Linked DNA regions of Homo sapiens: region 2 is linked to region 1. The links are chromatin loops, found by intact Hi-C in ENCODE. Cell type or tissue: Calu3. All regions are shown on one strand. Each heading gives the region's core, and the rest is flanking DNA. Links, peaks and the distances in the headings are about the cores only.

What was found. A loop is a pair of places that touch in the nucleus more often than their neighbours do. Peaks named below come from ENCODE experiments on the same cell type or tissue, not always from the same donor. Only the 100,000 strongest peaks of a DNase experiment are listed, where the experiment ranks them.
Region 2: it touches region 1 in a loop (2.7-fold over the local background); 2 of 110 quality-filtered maps call a loop at or near these places.

What each region holds. Positions count from the first base shown.
Region 1 is chr12:126,767,819-126,776,574 of GRCh38, forward strand. LINC00944 (long intergenic non-protein coding RNA 944) reads right to left here and starts at 4,444. Exons shown (of 5, transcript NR_033878.1): 1 at 4,261-4,444. RefSeq lists enhancers at 4,018-5,217, 4,693-4,772. In Calu3, for the core only: no CTCF peak of the experiment used is centred there; a DNase peak (open chromatin) is centred at 4,603.
Region 2 is chr12:126,664,155-126,672,910 of GRCh38, forward strand. The region is part of intron 1 of LOC100996671 (a long non-coding RNA gene); the gene reads right to left. Among named protein-coding and RNA genes, the nearest start is that of LINC02824, 22 kb to the right of the region's middle. In Calu3, for the core only: no CTCF peak of the experiment used is centred there; DNase peaks (open chromatin) are centred at 3,377 and 4,607.

The DNA.
Region 1 (8,756 bases), core at 259-8,258:
CTTCGCTTCTTGTGTTCAGACTTGAGATTTTTCTCTCCCTAATTATATATTTATTTTTTCTTTTTGTTTTTTTTCTTTCTGTGAGATGGAGTTTTGCTTTTATTTATTTATTTATTTTGTTTGTTTGTTTGTTTTTTGTTGTTGTGGTTGAGACAGAGTTTCGCCCTTGTCTCCCAGGCTGGAGTGCGATGGCATGATCTCTGCTCACCGCAACCTCTGCCTCCTGGGTTCAAGTCATTCTCCTGCCTCAGCCTACCATGTAGCTGGGTTTACAAGCGTGCACCAACACACCTGGCTAATTTTTATATTTTTAGTAGAGACAGGGTTTCACCATGTTGGCCAGGCTGATCTTGAACTCCTGACCTCAAGTGATCTGCCCACCTCAGCCTCCCAAAGTGCTAGGATTACATGTGTGAGCCACCATGCCTGACCTCTCTCCCTAATTATCAAGGAGCCATAACTAATAATAATTTTGCATAGAAGCAGAATGTCTGGAGCTCCTGATCTCCCTGTAAATATAAAATCTAAGTTACTTTGCCCTGAATTTGGGAAATATCTGTCAGAATTATACTGTGACTCAGAATCACATGGCAGATACAATGGACATGATTTTTTGAGTTAGAGTTTAATGGTCTAGGGGAAAATGTCAAAGTCAAAATATTACAGACTATTTTAGGGCTACTTCAATCTGAAAAACAATCTTCAAAATCTGAATATTCTTTTTTAACCTGAATCTGAAAATCAGAGTTTAGCCTAAGCTGGAGAATTATAGAGACCTGAAATGTCATTCTGTTCCCAAGAGGAAACCGCAATAATTTTGAGACTCTAGAGTGAGGAAGAAAATTGTTTTCATCCACTTTTGATTGGTCGTGGTTTCATGTTGAGAACAGTTTTAACAAACAGGAAATCTGTCAGATTGCTTAGTGATATCGGTCATACACGAGATGCATGTGTCCTGTGTTAATTCTCACCACTTCAGGGCAGTGAGAAAATGCAAATGGTGGAATCCCACCCAAGTCAGTCTCTGCTGATTCTCTATTCTTTTTTGTTTGTTTGTTTTTTGTCTTTTTTTTTTTTTTGAGACAGTCTTGCTTCATCGCCCAGGCCGGAGGGCAGTGGCACAATCTCAGCTCACTGCAACCTCCACCTCCTAGGTTCAAGTGATTCTCCTGCCTCAGCCTCCCAAATAGCTGGTATTACAGGCGTGCACCACCATGCCAGGCTTATTTGTATATTTGTATTCTTAGTAGACACTGGGTTTCACCATGTTGGGCAGGCTGGTTTCGAACTCCTCACCTCAAGTGATTCACCTGCCTCGGCCTCCCAAAGTGCTGGGATTATAGGCGTAAGCCACCACGCCAGGCTGATTCTCTATTCTTCCATGAAAGCAAAAACTCAGATCTGGCTAATTTTCAGAGGCATCATGGCTTAATGAAAAGTACATGGACTTTGGTGTTATAGCTAGTGGTTAATCCTGGTTCTGCTACTTAACGAAGTGTGAGAACTTGGGCGAGTTACTGAACATTTCAGAGCCCAGTTTATCATAGGAACTTGGGCAATACTGATGTCTCTTTTAGAGAGTTGCAGCTGTGTTGAAGTGAATAACACTGTCAAGGGACAGGGTTGGCATCAAGTAAATTACTCAAAACAGTACTACTTTAAAAACACAATCTTGACAGGGGAAATAGCTCCTAGTCTTATATTTAAATAAGTGATAGGGATTAATTTTGTTTAATTTATGCAAGTAGCTCATGAAGTATAATTTTCTAAATCATAAAATTATGACTCTAAAAATACATAAAATTAAACCTGTATAAATTTTCTTTTAATTACTACTTAGAGAACCAGTAACATGGTAGGACTGGCTTAAAGAACATTTTTAAAGCCTAATATATAAAAGCAACATTAATATATGATGTATGAGTTATATACAAAAACTGGCTTATATTCAATATGACATATTTTGGGGGGTGTTATCTGTTCCATCAAATAGAAGTAATTTGTATCTCTACCAGGACAAAAACAACCTTACTAAGTCTGGGATGCTTATTCAATAGTATCAATGATGAGTTCACTTCCTAGCTGATTTTGCACATGGCATTTGGCAGGAGGGTTCAGTTCTTCACTGGCTTTTGATAGGAGTATGCATTTGTTGTTGTTGTTGTTGTTGTTTGTTTTGTTTTGGCTACATGGGTTTGAGTGTCTTGCTGAAATACGGCCAGATTTTCCTAGAGTAAGTGATGAGAGAGAACAATGCCTTTTATTTTCATGACTTAGCCCAAAAGCCATATGTAGTAGTTTGTTTTCATACTGCTAATAAAGACATACCTGAGACCAGCTAATTTACAAAAGAGAGAAGTTTAATTGGACTTACATTTCCACATGGCTGGGGAAGCCTCACAATCATGGCAGAAGGCAAGGAGGAGCAAGTCACGTCTTACGTGCATGGCAGCAGGCAAAGAGAAAGAGAGCTTCTTCAGGGAAACTCCTCTTTATAAAACGGTCAGATCTCATGACACTTACTCACTATCAGGAGAACAGCATGGGAAAAATTTCCCCCCATGATTCAATTATCTCCCACTGCATCTCTCCCACAACACATGGGAATTCAAGATGAGATTTGGGTGGGAACACAGCCAAACCATATCACCATATATTATTACTTCTGTTTGTAAATTACTTCTGTGAGTAACTCATTTGGACTCTCACTCACTGAGAGGGGAAATAGACTTAACATGATAAGGGAGGGTTTGTTAAAGAAAAATTTGTGGACATATTTTAAAGGCACCTACCTAACAAACAACCTCAGAACCTCAGTGGTTTGAAACAATAAGGTTTATTTCTCACTCATGCTATAGGTTCTTCAGTGATCAGTAGAGAGGTTCTGTTCATTATGATCAGATGCACAGGACAAATGAAAACCACTGTATTGAATACTATAGATCACTCTGGAAGAAGGAAAACAAGCTTTGGAGAGTCTTCAGCCAGCAGTTAAAGACCCCCATCTAAATACCACATTATTAGAATAAATAACAAAAACCACATAACCATCTCAGTATACCCAGAAAAAGCATTTAACAAAATCCAACACCTTTTCATATACATTTTTAAAAAACCACTCAATAAATTGGAAATAGAAGGTAAAGGACATCTACAAAAAACTCCACAGCTGTCATTATAGTTAATAGTAAAAGACTGAGTTATTTTCTCTTAAGATCAGGAATAAGACATGAATGTCTACTCTTATAACTTCTATTCAAAATTTTCCTGAAATTATCCAAGATAATTAGGCCAGAAAAATAAATAAATAGCATCCAGTTTGGAAATAAAGAAGTAAGTCTATTTATATTCAAACATGATATGACCTTGTGTATGGAACATCTTAAGAAATCCACTTAAAACCTATTAAAACTAATAATTAGTTGGACAAAGTTTCAAGATACAAGATCAATATACAAAAATAAATTGAAATTCTATATGCTAAAAGTAAGCAATCCAAAAATGATTTTAAGAAAATATGTAATTATATTTATAATAGCACTCAGAAATAATATGATATTTAGGAATAAATTCTTAAAAGGAAGTGCAAAACCTATGCATGTAGCACTAGAAAACATTGTTGAAAAGAATTAAAGAAGATTTAAATAAATGGAAAAAAATTCATGTTTGTGGATTGGAAGACAATATTGTTCAGATGGCAGTACTCCTCAAATTGATCTATAGATTCAATGTGGTCCCTATCAAAATTCTGGCTGGATTTGTTGTATAAATTGAGAAGCCTATCATAAAATTCATATTGAAACACAGGGGACTTAGAACATCCAAAACAGTTGAGAAAAATAACACATTTAGAGGACTCACACTTTCCAATGTCAGACATTACCCGGGCACAATAATTAAAGAGTGTGGTATTGGTATAAAAAAATGACACACAGACCAGTGGAATAGACTTGAGAGCCGTAAAACGTACCGTTACATTTATAGTCAATTGATATTCAACAAAAATTCCAGACAGTTGAATGAGGAAAAAAATAGGAAAAATAGTCTTTTCCACAACTGCTGCTGACAAGTATGTTTTGGATCCCTTCCTTACACCACACACAAAAATTAACTCCAAATGATCCACAGACCTCAATTAAAGAGTTAAAATTGTAATACTCTTAGATGAAAGTATAGGATTAAATTTTTGTTGCCTGGGTTAGGCAAAGCTGTCTTAGAGACAACACTAAAAGTACAAACAACAAAATATTTTGTTACTACCTGTCTTCCTGATGTGCGTCTAGTCTAGGCTGTTTTTCTTGTTATTGTTACTGAGACGAGAAGTCTTCTTCCGACCGAAGGTTCTTCTCAATCGAAGGGTTCGTGGTCTCACGGCTTCAAGGAATGAAGCCGTGGACGGCAGTGGCGAGTGTTACAGCTCGATTAGAGAGTGTGCTGCGGCAAGATTTATTAAAGCGAAAGTGAAAGGAAAGCTTCCACGTGGGGGAAGGGGACCTGGAAGGGTTGCTGTTTCTGGCTTGGGTATCTTATGCTTACATCCCCTTATGACCCCTGCCCTCTTCCTTTTTCTGTCCTATAGAATCAGCTTATTTTCTATCTGCTTGTGGGTTGGCGGGCCTAGTTGGTTAAAAACATCAGGCTGAAGCTAGAGCTTAAACTCCCTATATGACTGGTTCAAGTTTCAACCACTTAGCTTGCAGCTATGAGTCAGTTTGTCTTAGGGGAAAGTCCCCTTTGATTGGTTGAAGTTTCCATCCCTTAGCTTTCAGCTATGACTCATTTTGGCTTAGGGGAAAGTCCCCTTAGGGAAGTCCCTATTGACCCAGGAAGTCCAGCCAACTTAGCCACTTAGTCCCTCATTACAACTCTTCCCATTTAACTGAATGAACCACTCCTTTTTAAAAAAATCACCACTTTTTTTTTTTTTTTTTCTTAGAGACGGAGTCTCGTTCTGTTGCCCAGGTTGGAATGCAATGGCGCGACCTTGGCTCATTGCAGCCTCCGCCTCCCGGGTTCGTGCCATTCTTCTGCCTCAGCCTCCTGAGTAGCTGGGATTACAGGCGCTGGCTAATGTTTGTATTTTTAGTAGAGATGGGGTTTCACCATATTGATCAGGCTGATCTCAACCTCCTGACCTCGTGATCCACCCGCCTCGGCCTCCCAAAGTGCTGGGATTACAGGTGTGGGATTACACCGCACCTGACCTAAAAATCACCACATATTTTAAAGCACTATTTGTCTCAGGGCATTGTGGGATTTCAGTGATGAACTGGATTTAGCTTTTAGGTTGAACAGGAAACGTCAATAGAATTTTCGGTTTTCATGTCAGTGCAGATCTCGCAAAATAAAAATAAATGTGGCATTGGCTCTAAGGGCAGGGCCCATACACTAGTCCAGGCTATTCTGTAAATGATTAACACATCTCCAGGAGGAGATTGCCGCCCCAGAAACACCAATTCTGCTAAATACTGAAAGCAAATCTCACACTTGGGTTCTTGAGATCCCATAGAGTGTGGCTTTGCCATTCTAATCTCCTGGGGAGAGGGGAGATGTGGCAGGAAGAGACCACTGCACAGAAGACTCCTAGGCTGATAAGAATGTGTGAAGATGACCTGCAGATGAATATGCAAAGGAGAGTGCATGGAGACCACCAGCAGAGGACTAAATTAGAAGAAACAATCTGGAAGGGTGCAGGCACTGGTTTGGCTGCCATTAGTCTGAAATCCATACAGGAATTCAGAGGGGAGACACATGTTGCTAGAGAGACCAATTCAGGGCTAGAGAGAGGCAGAAGTGAATCTTCAAAGACAAGAGCTAAATTTTCAGCTGTAAGGAAGGAAAGAGATATTATACCAAGGTGCCTTGATTCTGATGGTCATGGTAAGTCATTCATTCATTCATTCATTCATTCATTCATTCATTCATCTGTTCGTTCATGCAGATTGTGGTGGTGGCACACAGGAGTTTAGTTTCAGACATATTAATTTAAAGATGCATAGTAGATATCTAACTGGAGACAGGTATTGGTAGTTGGATGGAGGAATCTTGAAGTAGGAAGAAATATTCAGGCTGAAGATATGAACTCTGTGATTTTTATTCTTATGTTTTTAAACTATTAATATATACCTTTTTCTGAAATCAATGAATTTCCCCAAGCAACTCCAGACAGATGTCTGGGGCCTCATTTATTTATTGGTTTCATAAATCTGAGCCCTCTTTGATTTAGCGTTATACAGCCAGCCCATCCCGGGCCTGATCTTTGCCATCCTAATCATGAACTAAGCCCCTGCCATGTAATTGTGTGTCTACTCCTCTGCCTCCGGGGATTGTAAGTACAGTGTTCTTCTTTATGCATCAAGATGTTATTGCTGAGATGTGAATCATGCAATTGCCAGGAGGGTCTCTGATCCCAGCTGCAACTTCTCCATTGAAGACTAGCACGCCCTACAGGGGGTTCAGAATAAAGGGAACCTCTTGACCACCCCTGAGAGCCCAGCCAACCAGCAACCCCAATGCATGAATATATGGCCATGACCTCAGTAGTGATTGCTCTCTCTTGGATAGGCCAATCTGTCTTCTAGAAAGTTAAAATTCTTCAGTTAAAAAGGCTCATGTGGTGCAAACTTGTAAAGACAAGAGGGGGGAATGTTTCACATTCTAATGATCTGTTTTTGAAAGTAATTTGAGGGTCCTTATATAACTCTGCTTTTTTTATGTTCCCACTGGATGTGCAACTATGTCATGCACGAGGCTGGGGACACCGAATGAATGAATGGAAAGTCAGTGAATAAATGACTGGGTTCTACGTAGACTCTGCCCCACCTGGGATCCAGTGTCTCACTGAGCAGCTGGTGAAACCTGATGCCTCCACTTCATACCTCTGTGACCTCCCTACTCCCCAGTTGCCTCTTCTAGCAGTAGACATGATAGACTTTCACTTGCTGGCCTCATTAATTCCAAAGATGACCTTGTGACTATGTCTGGCCAATGGTTTGCTAGCAAAAGCCAACCATCCCTCTTCTGGACTTGAGCATTTAAATCCCAGTGTCAAAACTTCCAGAGCTCTTCTTTCCCTTCAAGTCCAAAACCAAATAATCTAAATTTAGAATGGCATGTATAGTATGTATTACTTATGTAAAAATGGTGCAAAAAAGGGTGCATAACCATGTAATTGCTTGTAGATATATAGGATATTCTAAGGAAAATCAATAATAAACAGTAACATCTCGATCAAAATATCCCAACGCCAGTCCCAGATAAACGCATAAACATTTACCTCTAGAGCCCCAAATAATAGTTTCCCAGATGTGACTGCCTGCTCACTGTGTATATTGACAGAGGTTGTTGAAGTATTTCTTTTTTTTTTTTTTTCCGAGATGGAGTCTTGCTTTTCTGCCCAGGCTGGAGTGCAGTGGTGCGATCTCGGCTCACTGCAACCTCCGCCTCCCAGGCTCAAGTAATTATCCTGCCCCAGCCTCCCAAGTAGCTGGGATTTCAGGCATGTTCCACCATGCCCAGCTAATTATTTTTGTATTTTTAGTAGAGATGGGGTTTCACCATATTGGCCAATCTAGTCTTGAACTCCTGACCTTGTGATCCGCCTGCCTCGGCATCCCAAAGTTCCTGGCTGCAGTATTTCTTAAGTCAACCAGAATGAGCTCATCTTTTTTATGGAGAGACTTAAATAGAAATAACCAGCATTTATGATGTGTCCATGTGATTCTAGGTAAGAGTTTTCATCCAGGGTGGTGGGTAATAAGAATAAATGCAGATGGACTATTCTTAAAAGTTGTATTGGCTAGGTGCGGTGGCTCATGCCTGTAATCCCAGCACTTTAGGAGGCCAAGGCGGGTGCAATCATGAGGTCAAGAGATCGAGACCATCGTGGAACATGGTGAAACCCCGTCTCCACTAAAAATACAAAAATTAGCCAGACATGGTGCCAGATGCCTGTGGTCCCAGCTACTCGGGAGGCTGAGGCAGGACAATTGCTTGAATCCAGGAGGCGGAGGTTGCAGTGAGCTGAGATCATGCCACTGCACTCCAGACTGGGCAACAGAGCGAGACTCCATCTCAAAAAAAAAAAATTTGTATTTAAGGAACAGTGTAAGAAGACGTGTGTGCTGTCCTATGCTGGAGACAATCCTGGGATGTTTTCAGACAGACAGGGCAAAAAACAAACAAACTAAAAAAAAATGTCTGGCCAGTGTTTAGTGTCTCTGGTTGTGCCATAATAATGTTGATGAAATCAAATAAGCGGCACATGAGGGAGAGTTGTTTTTGTGAGGAACTGTTGTAGATTTGGCAACTGAGAAAGTGCAGGTGCTGAAAGCATCTGTTCATTTTCAATCATTATTATTGTTCACTCCCAGATATGCTGGCTATGTAAAAATATAAAGTCACTTCTACCAGTCATAAGAAAGATCGTTATCGATAGAGCTGGGAGACAGCCAAATGTGGCCCAGGTCATTGTGCACAGGCAGCTTGCCTAAAGATGCCCACAGTGAAAAATTTCATCCCTGAACCTATGCACAGTAAGGGAATAAAGCAATGTGGAGTGGCTCAGACTAAGGGCCCACCTGCCCACTGGGAGAAGCGAGGGGAGCCACTGTAAATTCACGCCTTATGCAGTGGGAGGAGCTTGGCCTCTTCAGCTCATGTGTGGTGGCCTGGTATTCAATCTGTGAGGTGGGAGCTTGTTGGCAGGGACCCCCTTTTTTTTGCTGAGAGCTTTCTTTTAATACATTTTGCCTTCC
Region 2 (8,756 bases), core at 358-8,357, 100 kb before region 1:
ATAAATGACCTTAGCACTGCCCATCTCCACAGTTATTAATTTAAATTATTATTATTTGGGATTTCTGTCATTTTAGCACAAAATATTCCCCAAAGTGCAATTTTTCTTCATTACTAAAATAAAAATACTACACATTTTAACATAATTATTTTATATAAAAACTTTAAAATATATATTTAAGAAAAGCTTACCCAGTTATACCTTTAGATTGCATTGTGCACTTTTACTTGATAAGTATTGTCTTAAATGCAATTAAAGGATGGATTTTGAAATAAATGGTTTAACATCTGCCTCTTAATAGCAAATTTCACACGTAGGCAGGAACCAAGTCTCTCAGATACACCCCCTAATACATAATGGAGGGTCCGACAAAATAGTTGATACTCAAAATTATTTGTCAATTAAAAGCTGGATGCAACAAAGAAATGCCATTTCACACTTCTATTAAAGATTGAGCATTATTACCAAATTCCAGTGCAGTCACATGTAAGCTCAAAGGCAAGGGCACCTTCCCAGTGGACAAGAAGAAAAGGTAATTTTTGGAATCGAAATGCTTTCTCCAAACTTTTGATGCATAAGAAATAAATACTCAGTTCAGGCTAGGTAATCACTCATGTTTTATTGATTGTGTGTCTTCAGAGTAAAGAAAAAAAAATAAGTGTAAACAGCCTCTAAAGGAGAAACTTATCCAGGAGCTATTGATTTGCCTTAAGTGTCCTGGGGGCAGGGCTGATCCCTAAGCCAAGCAGCTCCATGCAGGATGCCCTCTCCTCTAAAGGCAGCAACCCCCTGTCACAAATTACATTGTTAAAATTTTCCAGTGAAGTCTTACAAAGGTTTTGTACTGAGTGGGCTAGTATTTTTTCAATCATAGATTAAGTCTTTTTAGTGTCCTGAAACACATTTGTTCTTCCAAGACTATCATTTGTCCAAAGATAGGTGGTGCAAGGTGATTTGGATGAGTTGAAACCCTCAATCTTGAATTTCATAGGGAGAGTTATAACTACTTGATTACAGGCTGAGGTTTCTTTGCCTTCAATTCCTCAAAGAGAGGACCCCACAAGCTCCACTCAGTGCAGAGAGGATCTCTTTTGGGAAGGAGAAGGCAAAATAGCACGTATTTAACACTGCCTGGGTTATGAACTTAGCTATACTCACTTAATATATGGATAGATATTTAATTTTCCCACTTTCCAAAATGACAAAAAAATAAAAACTTATAAGAGTTATATCACTTATCTACATTCGCCTGTATAGTAAGTGCTAGGTGGGATTGGTATTTGAACTCACGACAATTTAAATCCATGCCCCTTCCACGAAGAATGCCAATTACACTTCAGTTCATGTGTCAGGTCCCAAAAGAATGATTTCATTGCCCAGAGATGTGCTGAGATTTTTCTAAATATGCATCTAGGGTTAGAAGGAAAAGTGACAATATTGACTAGGAACATCTGCTGCAGGTCAGGAAGACTGAGTGGTTATGGTGTAATAAGAGCTACTTAATTGCTCTTCCTGTACTAAACCATAGTTGGTTCCCAAATGAACCAAATTTATCCATATCTGTTCTATTATTCTAGATTTAGTAACTTTTAAAATGTTCATTAATTTCAATAGATATCTTTTACTTTATCACACAGTGGGGGAAAAAAGGTGATAACATTTTTCTTCCATAGAATGCTCTCATTCTTTTCTGGAATTAAATATGTACCTCATATCAGGGAAATCAAAGCATCTCATTGACATAACCACAGTACTTTAGGAATAGTTACTGACCTAATGAGTAAATGAGAGATAAGACTTTTTGGGGCTATTGTGTAGAGGAAAAACATATTTTTAATAGGACTTGAACCTGAGAGGATACAGCCCTCCCAGATCCCATCTCAATTCCATGTGGAGCCTGACAATGAAGTTAACATGGATAAGGGAAGACTTAGGAGATGGAGACCAAATCCTGGTATCCTTGTGTGAGCCCCAATCCCAGCCTTGCCGGAATTCATTTCTTCCAATAAAGAGTTACATCAACAAATTATCTTGTGTACCTAAGCTGTTTGGAATTATATTTTCTATGTCACTCAAATATTTAGACAACCTGAAGAATTTGCATCCACAGGAGCTTTCTTGTACTCAGGATAGTGGCCACTTTGAGTATCTTTAATAGATGGAATCAGCATGTCTTTAACCATTTTCACACCTTCATTCACTCACCAAACATTTACCTAGTAAGTACCATGGAGCAGGGACTACCCAAATCACTAGGAGCATAGAGCTAATTCGACAGGAACCCTGCCTCTAGGTCTTAGAATGCCAATGGATGGAGCAAATGTGCATAGAAACAACTTCAGTTCAAGACTTTATGGGACTGATTGTTGTTACATTTTAAAAATGGGGGGTTTCTCTGATCTGAGCTAATCAAATAAACATCAGACACGGAATTCAGGCTTTGAAGGATGGATAGAAATTTGGAAGAAAGAAATGATGGGTAAAATGGAGCATGCAAAGGGAATAATGACAGGAAATGTAGATGATAAACCACAGGTCAAATCCAAGACATGGTAGGTGTTCCAGATTCAGTAGCACTGGAGTGGTGCCCTTGAGTGGTAAGGTGAGACACTCCCTTGAAGAGAGAAAAATAAGTAGCATAAATTTTGAGAGAATAATCCATCTGGGGTTTGAATAGTAAAGGAAGGGGGTCAGGGGACCCAGTGATAGTCTAAAGTATAAGGAGCAAGGAGACTGGAAGAGACGAGAACAGTTAAGGTGAAATCAGTTAATTCTTGACTGGATCATGGATCCATTAAAAGCTGCTACACCAAACAATTAGGGGACTATTGGAGAAATTTAAATGTGGACCAGGTGAAATGAATAATTTGCTAATTTTGTTAAACATCAAAATAGTGTTAGCTGATACAGGAGATTCCTTATTTTTTGGAGATGTGTGATAAGGTATTTAGAGTAGAAGTATCATGCTGTTTGTAATTTTTCTTGAAATGGTTCCAAAATAAATAAAGGAAATATGGCAAAGTCTGAATCTTCATTGAATTTGGGCAGTGCATGCAGTTTTGTTATAGTTTCCTTTAAATTTCTCTGTATGTTTGAAAGTGTTTTTTAAAAATCAGAGAAGTTAATAAAAGGGCAACTGCAACTCATATATTGGATACTGGGAGTAGACAGACAAAGGGAGCTCTCCTAAGAGATGAAACATGCTCGGAAAGTCCATTTTCTTTCCTACACGAGCTTCTCTGGAACATTTGCCTTGGCAGCAACAATTTTCTTCCCGATAGTCATTGTTTTTTCTTTATGGCTAAATTGCTTTTGTCCAGACAGTAATTTGCCCAGCCCCAGAGACTGAGTCATGGTTGGTCTGCTGCAGCCCTGACTTCCCATTCCTCTTTGCCAAATGCTTTTCCTGCCTCCCTTAGAACCAAAGGTGAACAGTGATGCAATACTGGCTTATGAGGCCTAAGGGGATCTTCTGGAACCACGATGCTCAGAGTGCTTTTTAAGGACCAGGAGCTTCAATGCCACCTCTGAGGTTGGGGGAAAAACACAGCATTGATCCCCACCACAGACCTACTAAATGTCTAAAGAATACAATAAACAGGAGTAGACATGATTGTTTTATCACTCAGTTTGTCAACAGATTTGATGTTGCTTGGTCCTGTCACTGACCTGTGTAGCTAATAAAGAATCAGCCCATGTCTGTGCACAAGAAACACGTCGAATGTGCTATATTGAGGCTCTCTTACTATAGAAAAAATGCTGGTGTCATAGGAAATTTGGTCATGCAACACATGATTCCTAAGCATTTGAATTGACTACAATCTGTGACAATTTTGTGACATCCTGTCCACTCATTCGTGACATTTAAAGTGATTCAAAAAGTACTTAATACGAATTCAAATATATATATTAATATACATTAAAATATGTATTTGTATATTAAAGTATATATTTAAATATACATGTATACTTAATATATATTTAATATATATATTTAAATTATTAAGCACTTACATATGTATTGCATTCCTTTAATGAGAGACACCTTGAAATGTTTCAAAGCAAGGTTTTGGAATCTCTGCTTTAAGGTGCTTCTCCTTAAAAGGCACAAGGTTGGATCTTAGCTGAAGTTGAAGACTCTCAGAGGTTGTCGTTTCCTGTATCTACCACGCAGGAACTACCCCACAGGAGCTCTGTGTCTGAATTCTAGGCCCTTCTTAGCATTTCCTATCTATTGGGACTGAGTTTACTTTCCTTCAGACCTCAGGCTGCTCACCTGCCATGAGGATGTTGTATTTATATGATCAGGCAGACTGGTGGCTACCCAGAAACAAAAACTCAACCATCATTGTGCCTAGGATGCCTCCTGAAATCTCTTCCAGCAGCAATCAAGACTAGGAAAAACCATCTGTATGTGGAAGGCACACAACTCCATCCACAAATTCAGATAATCAAGACATATAATTTTATCTTGCTTTATTCTGCAATTCTACTTAAGCTCTATTTTTAACCTCCTCTCATCTCTCAGGAATGTTGACCTTACTCAATTTATGAGGGCTTGAGCAAGATTAACTTCCCTGTGGTGGGGGTTACAGTAATGCACACCCTAGAGTTGATGCAATGGGTGAATGAGTCAATACAAAGCATTTGCAAGAGTGCCTAGTACTTGTGATTGCCATTGTCATAATGATTTAGGGTTGCCACTGCGTCTCTCCAAAGTTGTATCTCTGTTCAAATGACTTAGACAGTATCATGGCCTACATGGTATCTTTGGACTATGCAGCCCTCTGCAGAGACATCCTTTATCCTATCTTGTACTAGGTAACTGGGTCACACAGGTTGCTGCTGTATCAACTCTTGTTCCCTTCTGAGAGGCTCCTCATGCCCAGAAATTATCCTTCTTCATCTTAGTACCTCCCAAGGCTACAAGAGTTTGTTTGGTGCTATGCTGGTCTATAGGAATTTTTATTATTGTATTCTTTAGAGTATGAATCACTCTTATTCCAGATACCTTCTGTTGCCGGTCATGGGGTCATGGAAAAACTGAAAATGTTTTACAGCTCACAGTACTTTTTCTAAAACAAAGACAGTGACCCTCGAGTTGTGTGCCAGATATTCTCCACTGGCAACACTTCAATACTCTTCACCATTTTCCCTCCCACTCTGTACCCTTGAGGGCTAACAATATGGTTTGGCACCATTAATTAGATTCTTTGCCCTCCAACATCCGGTTAGATTGGAAAGTGAGAGTTAATTGCAAGAAATCAGAGAATGAGAGGAGAGGAAATCCAGGTCTTTGGTTCCCTGAATCCACTCCGGTGAGAATGGCCCCAATGCCCTTCAATCAAAGACATGCCAGGACACACTTGTAGCTTAGCAAAGTTGGGTTAATTGCCTTGTGGCAACAAGAGAGGATGAGCACCATGGGAACCATTACGTGTCTCAAGAAGGGTGTATTAGAAACAAGTTGTTCTAGGATTTGGGCCTCCTTCTTTCAGATGATTTTTGGGTAGGTTCCGTGAAGTGAGGCTTTGAATAAAATACTTTCTGAAAGCAAAGTGGTTTGACATCGCCTAACCACTTTTGTGTAAAGTCAGAGTATCTGCTAAGCAGCCCTCATCAGGTTTCTTTAACATATAGGTAGCTGGGTTACCTTTTTTTTTATTAGTAGTAATTTTTTTTTTTTTTTTGATACAGACTTCCACTCGGTCTCCTAGGCTGGAGTGCAGTGACATGATCTTGGCTCACTGCAACCTCTGCCTCCTGAGTTCAAGCAATTCTCCTGTCTCTGCCTCCTGAGTAGCTGGGATTACAGGCACATGCCACTATGCCTGGCTAATTTTTGTATTTTTAGTAGAGATGGGGTTTTGACATGTTGGCCAGGCTTGTCACTCCAAGCCTCAAGTTATCCACCTGCCTCAGCTTCGCGTGGTGCTTGGATTATAGGCATAAACCACTGCACACAGCCAAAATAACCTATTTTATAATGTTTCAGCCTGCCCTCAGTCCAGAGAGTGGAAAGATGGAGAAATCTTCAATATTCTTGAACATATAACCAAGTCCACTTTATCTCCACCTAGAACCCAATCATTCATTGCAGGGAAGTTTCCTGATTTTTCTCTGCATGTCCTTGATTTCCTTTAGTGAAGGGAGACACCATTAAAGTTCATTATGTTTGTCAATGTAGTATTTTATGAATGCAGCCCTTGAAATGTGACCAGATCCAAACCAATCAGATTTGCCACTGTGCTGCCTTTCACAGCAGGGAAAGCTTTATGTTGGACAGAATTTTGTTTTCTTCTTTCCTGTCCTCTTTGAAAGTGCCTATTGCCCTGAATGAATGGTAAGTGGTAAATACTTCTGCCTCTCAGCTTTTTATTCTTATTTCCTTATAATTTTTATGGAAGAATTAGTGAGAAGCAGAAAAAACAAGAAAGTATCTTTCAATAAAAGTTTACTTCTCACTGAGGAGATGGCTGATTAGATTTTATCTTCAATAAAGCCTGGTGAACTTAATTTGGCAGGTGTCTTACCTCTACACATGTTGTGTTATCCAAATAAAGCTTTCTAAACCTGACTGGTAAAAAATAATGACCTGATGATGTTGGTAAATGTAAAGATGCCAGGCTTCTCACTGGGAGAGTCATATAAGTCCAGGGTGGTACCCAGGAATAAGTACTTTTAATAAGTGCCCAATGTGACTCAGAAAACCAGGTAGGTTTGAGCAATTTGGGTAAAAGCAAATTTTTGGCTAGGCATGATGGCTCATGCCTGCAATCCCAGCACTTTGGGAGGAACGCTTGAGCCCAGGAGTTGGAGACCATCCTGGACAACACGGGGAGACTCTGTCTCTATAAAAAATACAAAAATTAGCCGGGTGTGATGGTGCATTCCTGTGGTCCTAGCTAGGCGGAAGGCTGAAGTGGGAGGTAGGCATGAACCCTGGGAGGTCAGGGTGCAGTGACCCTTAATTGTACCACTGTGCTCTATTTAGCCTGGGTGATGGAGAAGACCCTGGGGAAAAAAAAAAAAGGCAAACTTTCTGGTTAAAAAGAATGCAATGAAAGAATTCAGGTCCTGGAGCTGGGAAGGCAGGAGGCTGGGTTGGACTCCCAGCCACCTACAGCTGCATGGGTGTGGGCAGTTACTTTACCTCTCTGGGTCTAGTTTTCTCTTCTATCAAATTCAGATGCTAACAGCCCTGCTCATGTGGAGCTTCCCATCCAGTGGGAGTCAGTAGCTGATGCTAAAGGGGTGCAGGGTCTCACACTGAGGAGAGGGTCAGCACAGAGCAGGGCCCACTCTAGTGAGAATGGCACCAATACCCTTCAATGAAAGACATGCAGGGACAAACTTGTAGCTTAGCAAAGTTGGGTTAATTGCCTTGTGGCAACAAGACAGGGTGAGCACCATGGGAACCATTAGGTGACTCAAGAAGACTGTATTAGAAACAGGTCATTCTAGGATTTGGGCTTTCTTCTTTCAGATGATTTTTGGGTAGGTTCCGTGAAGTGAGGCTTTGAATAAAATGCTTTCTGAAAGCAAGGTTAATTCTACAACTGGACATGTTCATATGTCTATCTAAAAGGCAGAAATGCCAGATCAAAGGTAAGCCTATAATTAAGAAAAAACTGTATTCACTCATATCATTCAGGAAAATAAAGGGATGTTTGGTTGTTTTTGTAGGTTCTTTACTATCCTTATATTTTTGAGAATTCAGACATGATTTTAAAGTGGTCTAGTTATCATCTTAGTCTATCGGAATCACAGAGTGGCTCTGCTTGATATTAGTTTACTGGGAAATTATTTTTTAGTGTTTTATAGACATAATATGTGTTCATATTTATGGGGTACATGTGATATTTTGTTAAATGTAATGATCAAGTCAGGATATCTGGGGTCTCCATCATTTCAAATATGTATTGTTTCTATGTGTTGGGAACATTTCAAGTTTTCTTTTCTAGCTATTTTAAAATATGCAATATAGTGTTGTTAAATATTGTCACCTTATTCTGCTATCAAACATTAGAACTTATTCCTTCTAACTGCATGTTTATGTCCCCCCAAAAACCCTTCCCAGCCTCTGGCTACCAGCATTCTACTCTCCACCTCCATAAAATCAACTTTTCTTTGCTCCAACGTATGAGTGAGAACATGCAATATTTGTCTTTCTGTCCCCAACTTATTTTACTTAATTTCCTCTAGTTCCATCCATGTTGTTGCAAATAGCAGGATTTCATCCTTTTCAGAGGTTGAATAATACTCCATTGTGTAATGTACCACATTTTCTTTATTTATTCATCCACTGATAGACACTTAGGTTGATTCCAAATCTTAGAATAGTGTAAATACTGTGAATAGTGCTAAAATAAACATGGAAGTGCAGCTATCTCTGGAATATATGAATTTCCTCTCTTTTATAGATATACCCAGGAGTGGGATTCCTGGATCATGTAGTAGTTCTATTATTAGTTTTTTGAGGAACCTTCATACTCTTCTCCATAGTGGTTGTATTAATTTCCATTCTCAACAACACTGTATATCCTCACCAGAACTTATTACCTTTTGGATAAAAGCCATTTCAACTGGAGTGAGATGATATCTCACTACAGCGGTGATTTGCATTTCTCGATCATAAGTGATGAGGATTTTTTTATACACCTGTTGGCCATTTGTATGTCTTCTTGGAGAAGTCTCTTCAGATCTTTTGCCCATTTTTAGTTGGATTATTAGAGTTTTTCCTATAGAGTTGTTTG